2 separate regions of the Homo sapiens genome follow, and region 1 is linked to region 2. The links are chromatin loops, found by intact Hi-C in ENCODE. Cell type or tissue: dorsolateral prefrontal cortex. All regions are shown on one strand.

Region 1 (4,000 bases), 68 kb after region 2:
AACTGTGAGCTCCTCAAGGAAAGTTGCCAAGTTCTAGTTATCATTGTAGCCTCAGTACTTATAGTTACCAGTACACAGTGAGCACTTAATTAATGTTTCTGGAATAGGTTAACTCAATGTGCATGAATATTGTGGCATCACTTCCACAAAAGCTTCTGTCTCCCATGGCTCCATTAGCAGTTCTAGAACATATAGGCAGTGATAGTTCTGCTTTTCTGTAGGGTGATCAGTCTATATTTAGAATACTTGGTATGATGCTGCTCTTAGATTAAGGCAGATATAAACTGAAAAACATTAAGAGAACAATCAGGCACCAACATCATGTCAAAGAAGCAATGATTGAAGAAATGGAAATCATTTTGGTGAGGCATCACAAATCAAAAAGAATTTTAACAGTATCTACTGTAATAGAATTGAGAGCAAGCACTCTTATTCTAATAAAACACAAAGATGGAAGATCAAAGTTGACAGCAAAGAATTTGTTCTTTGCTGCTTCTCTCACTGAGAGGTTGAATCTAATTCTCCTCTCCCTGAAGGTGGTTTGCTTGACCAATAGCATGGGATTAAAAGGGTATGGCAAGATTTCCGAGACTATATCAGAGAAAAAAAAAAAAAAAGAATTCCAGCTCCTCCCTTGGTCTCTTGGAATGTCTCTTCTTGAAGTACCCACACTCCAAAGTCACTCACTCATTTTCATACTGTGAGAAGCCCAAGGCTCATAAAGAGGACACATGTTGGTGCTGTTAGTGCCAGCAAACTCCTAGCTAACAGGCAGCTTCAACTGCCAATGACTTCTGAACCATTTTGGATTCCCTGGTAGATAACTTAGATAATTGCAGCCACATGAAAAGCCTAAGCAAGAGCCAATCAGCCAGATTCTTTCTGAATTCCTGATCCACAAATTTCTGTGCAAAATAAAATGCATTTTAAAAAATAAATGATTACATTTGGGGCTTTTAACTATTAAAATAGGGTGGTTTGTTACCCAGAAACAGCTAAAGCAACCACTACAAATGTTGATTGATTGATTTGGTAACGATAAACCGTTGTGCCAAAAACTGACTTTTACCACTCAGATCTTCCTTCAAGAAAGGTTTTGCTGCCCAGTTACAAGGAATGTGATTATCTGGCACCCTCCAGCTGTTAGCTCCTTCAGGGTCGTCTACCTCATATCTGAGCTGTGAGCTTGCTCTTTTCAGATAAGGCCCCAGCCAATGGCTGAGTAGCCATTGCCATAAGGCAATGGTAGCCAACGCCACATTCTTAGGTGTCCCCAGTCAATGGCTAACCAAAATGGGGTGTGAAGGTCTATCTCAAGCTTGTCCAGCCAGCAGCCCATAGGCTGCATGTGGCTCAGGACGGCTTTGAATGTGGCCCAACACAAATTCATAGATTTTCTTAAAACATGAGATTTTGTTGTGATTTTTTTCAAAGCTCATCAGCTACTGTTAGTGTTAGTATATTTTATGTGTGGCCCAAGGAAATTGTTCTTCTCCCAGTATGACCCAGGGAAGCCAAAAGACTGGACACCCCTGGTCTAGCCATTTCTGTACAACTGAGGACTCCTTGAATGAGCAATCTTTGCCCTAGAACAACTCCCTTAGGCTCACAGAGACCTCATCTGTCTGCATCATGAGCAATGTCTCCACTTGCCCAGTACTGCTGCCTCTCTCTTCACATGTATATTCCCCAATAAACCTTTCATGTACCTATTCCATCTCAGTGTCTGCTTTGGAAAGAACACAAGACATACAACCATCTTGCATTATTTTTAGAAAATTATAATAGCAAAAAGCAACTTTGAAGACATGGTAGCAAAACAAGCCCATGAACACTTGTGTGGCTATTGGTCCCAGTTATTAATGGCTTAAGGTCATTGCTTGTTTTACCGTGTTCAAGTAAAGTATGGCAATGCCTTCATTATTGGCTACCTATACACTTAGCAAATAGCACTGCAAATAAAAGGAGGGAATGAGACTTACACAGAAAGCACCAGGATCCTGATTCTACATCTGCCTGAAGTGGCAGGGCACTCAATGGAATGACAAGCATTTAACAAAGATCCAGTTGGCCTTGTAAGACATTGGCTGATTTTCCTAAACCTTAATCCAACTTCAGTAATTTCCCAACTTTATTGGAAATCCTCGTCTGACACTGCTTGCTTAAAAATATGTGGGCTAAGAAGGGAGGTTGGATAACAATTTCAAGGCATTTATGAAGGAACCGTGAGATTGAATCTTTCGAAGAACATTCAAGTCACATTTTCATAGAAGCTGAAATTGTCTCTTTTCTACTTAGTTCAAAGACAGTAATTTTTTCATGTCATCCTAATAGATTAGAAGAATTGATATTGTTAAGATGACTGTGCTACCCAAAGAAATCCACAGATGCAATGAAATCCCAAATCAAAATGCCAATGATATTCTTCAGAGAAAGAGAAAAAAACAATTCTAAAATTTGTATGGAACCACAAAAGACCCTGAATAGCCAAGGCAGTACTTAGCAAAAATAACAAAGCTGGAGACATCACACTACCTGACTTCAAAATATACTGCAAAGCTATACTAAGCAAAACAGCATGGTATTGGTATAAAAACAGACATACAGACCAATGAAATGGAACAGAGAACCCATAAATAAATCCTCATATTCGGAGTAAACTGATTTTTCAACAAAGGTGCTGGGAATATACACTGGGAAAAGGACACCCTCTTCAATAAGTGATGCAGAAAAAAACTGGATCTCCATAGGCGGAAGAATAAAACTATACCCCTATTTCTCATCATTTACAAAAATCAACTTAAAATGAATTAGACTTAAATGTAAGACCTGAAACTATAAAACTACTAGGAGATAACTTAAGAGAAATGTTTTAGGACATTGGTCTAGGCAAAAATGTTATGGGTAAGTCTTCAAAAGCACAGGCAACAACAACAAATAATAGACAAATGGAACTATATCACACTCAAAAGCTTCTGCACAGCAAAGGAAACAACAGTGTGAAGGAAGAACCTGTAGAATGGGAGAAAATATTTGCAAGCTATTCATCTAACAAGGGGATATCCAGGATATACAAGGAGCTCAAATAACTCAACAATAAAAATCTGATTAAAAATGGACAAATGATCCGAATAGACATCTCTCAAAAGCCATACCAATGGCCAAGAGGTACATGAAAAAATGTTCAACATCCCTAGTTACCATGGAAATGCAAATCATAACCACGATGAATTATTTTCTCATCCCAGTTAGAATGCCTATTATGAAAAAATAACTGCTATCAAGGATGCAATGAAAAAGGAACTGTTACTGTTTTTTAGGAATCAAATCTTATTTTTTCAACTGTTATTTTAGATTTAGGGGCACATGTATAGGTTTGTTACCTGGATATATTGCATGATTCTGAGATTTGGGGTATGAATTATCCCATCACCCATTACTAGGCAGAGTACCCAACAGTCTTTCTACCCTTACCTCCCTCTCTCCCACCTCTAGTCCCCAAAAAGGGAACTCATACACTGCTGGTAGGAATGTAAATTAGTACAGCCATTGTAGAAAACAGTATGGAACTTTCTGAAAAAACTAAAAATAAAACTACCATGCAATCCAGCCATCCCACTACTGGGTATTCATCCAAAGGAAAGGAAGTATATGGAAGTGATACCTGCACCCCCACGTTTATTGCCACTCTAATCACAATACCAAAGATACAGAATTGCCTAAATGTCCACCAACAAATAAATGCATAAAGAAAATATGGTATATATGTACACACACACACACACACACACACACACTCAATGAAATTCAGCTATTTATTCAGCATGAGTAAGCCTTGAGGATATTATGTTAAGTCAGGCACAGAAAGAGAAACACTGCATGTGTAGGAGCTAAAAAAAAAAAAAGTGAGCTCATAGAAGGGGAAAATAGAACTGCGATTGTTAGAAGCTGGAAGGGTAAGAAGGAAAGGAGGATAAAGAGAGGTTGGTTAATGAATAGA
Region 2 (4,000 bases):
AGTTTTTGCCTTTTTTCCACCCTAGGGGTGAAGGCACAGACCCGTTTTCTTCCCGCAGAGGCAGAACATGCCTCCTGCAATTACACTCAGTGACAGGAAGGGTAGCATCTCCCTGGGGGGTGGGTTGAGGGCATACTCAGATGTTTGGGAAGAATGGACAGTTTGAAAGGAGGCTTCCTTCTGTCTTTTCCATTCCCACACTTTCCATTGAGAATTACCAGACTAGTCATATTCTGAATATAAAATAAGTTGAAGTAAGGAAAGGGGGTGTTTTGGGCCAACAGTTGCTCTGCCACTGGTAAATGCACCTGATGTCCACCAGCAATATCGTATCAGCCCGTGGAGCCTTTGAGCTGATCTCTGCATGTCTATATTCTGGGTCCTAAGAATGCATAAGCCAGACAAGAGTGAAATGAAGTTATTTCCAAAATGAATACAGTTAAAAAGTTGGAAAATAAGAGAGACACCATTGTTCTTTAAGATGTGGGACATACTTTGGTTTTTCTGTTACTAGAACAAAAAGAAAACCAGAGAAAATTATACCCCAGTGGGGCAGTCAATGGCTGTGCGATCTGGGGGACAATGAGAAACATACTCTGGGGTGTTGAGGTTTTTCTAGGATCATCCCTGTCTCCTAGCAAAGTCATGGAGAAAAGTGCCAGAGCAAAGGAAAGCTGTGTATCCTGGGTCTGCATGTTGTTGGAGCAGTCATTCATATAAGGCCCATGCTTGCAAATTTCTAGGCAGGTGTGAGAAGGTGTGCTGTTCCGAAACCAACGAAAACCTTGACAAAGAGTACTGTTGTGGGAGGTAAGAAAATCTCAGACACAGTACCAGGAGTCTGGGTCCCTGCTCTGGTTGTATGATCTTAGCTATACTGTGGGACCCTGCTTTCACATCTGTAAATGGGAGGATGTAATTAGGTGATTATCAAAACATTCCAGAACTAATATCCTCTGGCAGATCAGGAGATTGAAAGTGGGGTAGAAGTGTGTGTGTGGGGGGGCTAGTATATCAATAGCATAATGTAGAGAAATATGCCATACATAAATTTAAGAGTCGCTATAAGTGACAATGAAAGAATGGAGACAGGGCAGGGAGACACACATCCTATCAAAAACTGGACTTAGGAGAGACAAGACTTGCACACTCACCGTGGCATATAAGGCGGAGTAAATGCTCAGAGCAGCGTGTTTGGAGGGAAAGGATCTCCGAGCCTTTTCTATCACTTCCAGGTCCCCAGTACAAATGTTCCCATTGTTTATAAACTGGTGGTGCGCTTGGCAGTCTGCACTGGTGTAGTTTGGCTTGCACACAGTCAGGAAGTATGGCGTTAAGTGCCCAGTGACCACTTGTCCGGCGTTTACAAAAATGTCAGTAGCAAAAAGTCCAAATGCAAACACCCCTATAAGAAGATTTAAAATCATTAGGAATGGTAACATACTCTGTCAATTGCATTTTTCTCCTAAGAGAAAACAGCGGTGAGAGTCCATGATGACCTATCAAAATGATTCTAAGTACTCCCCGGAGTATCTTTCCAGGAGTGGTACCTGCTTCCCAAATCACCATTTCTTCCAAATTGATGTAGACATTCTACTGTTAGGACTTTATGGTTTTGTATCGGTAGTTTAGAAAAAGCACAGTCTAACGAAAATAATTTGAATTTTGGAGTCATATAGACACATCAGTGGTGACTCATTCAGAGTATAAGTTATTTATCTTTCTTGAATCTTGGTTACCTTTGCTGCAAAATGGAGTAGGGGGTAGTTTGGGGAAAAGAGAATAATCTACGTGCAAAATACTTGCTATGGTGTCTACGTAATTAATCAACATCAGTTCTCTCTCCTTCTATACGAAATACCTTCTCCCTGATTCTACTTGGAAATGTAAATCATCTTGGGAGGAGTTATTTACAACATGGCAGGTGAGAGTAAAGGAGGATCTTATGGAATTGTCTTTTAAAAAAATTATTCTAGAAACTTTGCTTGAATTGGAGTTTCATTTGATGTTGGAAACAGAAAATGAGAATAAAGGAAAAGTGTTAAAAACAAATGTTGTTGACCAATAGCCTCCTATTGCTGCTATAACAAATTACCACAAACCGAGGGGCTTACAACACAAATGTATCCCCTTCAGACTTCTGTATTCTGGAATTCAGAAGCCTACAATAGGTTCCACTAAGCTAAACTCAAAGCATTGGCAGGGCTGTGTTCCTTCTAAGTGCTCAGGGTATAATCCACATCTTTCCTTTTCCATGTGTTCTAGAAGTTGCCTTCATTCCTTATCTTATGGCCTCTTTCCAGCACTTCACATCATTCCAACTTCTGCCTTCACTGTTGTATCTCCTCTGACTCTGAGCCTCCTGCCTGTCTCTTATAAGGACCCTTGTGATTATATCTGGATAATCCAGGATAGTCTCCCTATCACAACTTCAACCACACCTGCATTCCCTTTTGCCATGTAAGGTAACATTCAGTTTCCAGGGACATGATCATCCTTTGGTGGGGAAGGGTGCATTATTCTGGTTTTGCTGTTGGTCTGAAAACCCTGTGAGTAGGCTATACTTCCTGGATTTTATTTGTTCTCTGGTAAATTCCAGAGGATTAGCCCCAACAAGCTTGAACATGCAGAGGTTTCCTTACAGAAAGCTTTGCTGTGAGTTATTTCAAGGCCTGTATATTACATCTATGCACTGAGAAAGGCTGTGTAGAGCTATAAGTGGGTTGAAGAGATGAAGATGTATTATATGCAATTGAAGGTAGAAGTTGACAAGTGCGAGAGGCAGCATTAACCCTTGTAAATGTCAAGAGTCTGCTATAGTTTCAACTAAATGTCTACCCAATTTTGACTCCCGTATTCAGTGTTCTGAATCTGCAAATTGTGCTGACTTCAGCACCCAAAAATTAATCCATTATAGCAGAAGTGAAGACTAGTTTGGCTGAAACCTTCGTCTGGTTTTCATTTGTATCTGTGCTGATTGCCATCATCTTTCTTTTTGTGGCCTTGCCAGAATGTGCTTTATCATAATGAGAACTAGCTCTTAAGCTTCTGCTGGCTCATACTCATTGGGTCTGACCTCTGAGAGCAGGCATTCATTGATCATCCGAGGCAGTTTTCACCCCCAGGTACTGGAAGTCTGAATGGTTGGAGATTTTCTACATCTTCCAGCAAGATTTTCAAAGACCAGGTTGCTGGGTCTTTCAAGGGGCAATAAGTCTGTCCAGACATAACTTTTCCAGGAAACTAGGGTGATTTACGATCTGAAAAAGGAAAAGTGGCAGGATCTCCCTTTGGCATTTTGTCAGAAGTGTTTCCAATTAGGGCAGGTTTTATTCTTTCTTTGGCAGAGGATTTCTAGGTTCCTTGGGTCAGTGCCAGCTCTGTGGTCACAGCGATTGTATGGTGGCCAGCTCTCCACACCATTGTCCTGTATGCCAAGGCTGAAAGTAGCTTCTCTTCTTCTCTCTGCCTTCTGTGGATTGTGTCTGTTTCTTCTGCTGGCTTCAGGAGCATCCGCTGTCCAACCACTTCATTCTGGTGCATTTGATCCAGCTTCAGGAAGTACCGCATCAGCCTGGGAAGCCCACCTGCCCCATGCAGGCCACACCAACAAAGCGCGGTGGAACCTGCACTGGTAACTCACAGACCATGTCAGATCATACAGGGCTTTTCCAAAGGAACTCAAGCCATCTCTCTCTTACTTCACCCTACGCTCCTTGTGTGTATTTTTACAAGCCTCAGAAGCTAAAAACAGCTACTTTTGCCCTTAGAGTCAGATGAAACACCATTTGGTCTCCAGTATTGCAAGGTATGATTTGAAGATGTTTTAAAAATGTCTCTGTATCTTGGCTTGGAGTCTAAAATTCTTCAGGTGAGATCATATTTTTTAATAGATATTTTTCATTTCTGTAACCCCACACCCCTCAGATGGTTCTATTTATCTTAAGGCTCTGCTCCATCTGTGTTGTTTCTTACTTCAGAGAAGCCAAAGCCAATTATG

Evidence for each region. Peaks named below come from ENCODE experiments on the same cell type or tissue, not always from the same donor. Only the 100,000 strongest peaks of a DNase experiment are listed, where the experiment ranks them.
Region 1: it touches region 2 in a loop (6-fold over the local background); 9 of 110 quality-filtered maps call a loop at or near these places.

Annotation. Positions count from the first base shown.
Region 1 is chr9:101,238,858-101,242,857 of GRCh38, reverse strand. The region is part of intron 2 of PLPPR1 (phospholipid phosphatase related 1); the gene reads right to left. The region is part of intron 1 of LOC105376182 (a long non-coding RNA gene); the gene reads left to right. Among named protein-coding and RNA genes, the nearest start is that of BAAT, 140 kb to the left of the region's middle. In dorsolateral prefrontal cortex, no CTCF peak of the experiment used is centred here; no DNase peak of the experiment used is centred here; H3K27ac peaks cover 3,022 bases.
Region 2 is chr9:101,306,616-101,310,615 of GRCh38, reverse strand. PLPPR1 (phospholipid phosphatase related 1) reads right to left here. Exons shown (of 8, transcript NM_207299.2): 5 at 1,155-1,405. Among named protein-coding and RNA genes, the nearest start is that of BAAT, 76 kb to the left of the region's middle. RefSeq lists a silencer at 3,135-3,429. In dorsolateral prefrontal cortex, no CTCF peak of the experiment used is centred here; no DNase peak of the experiment used is centred here; H3K27ac peaks cover 610 bases.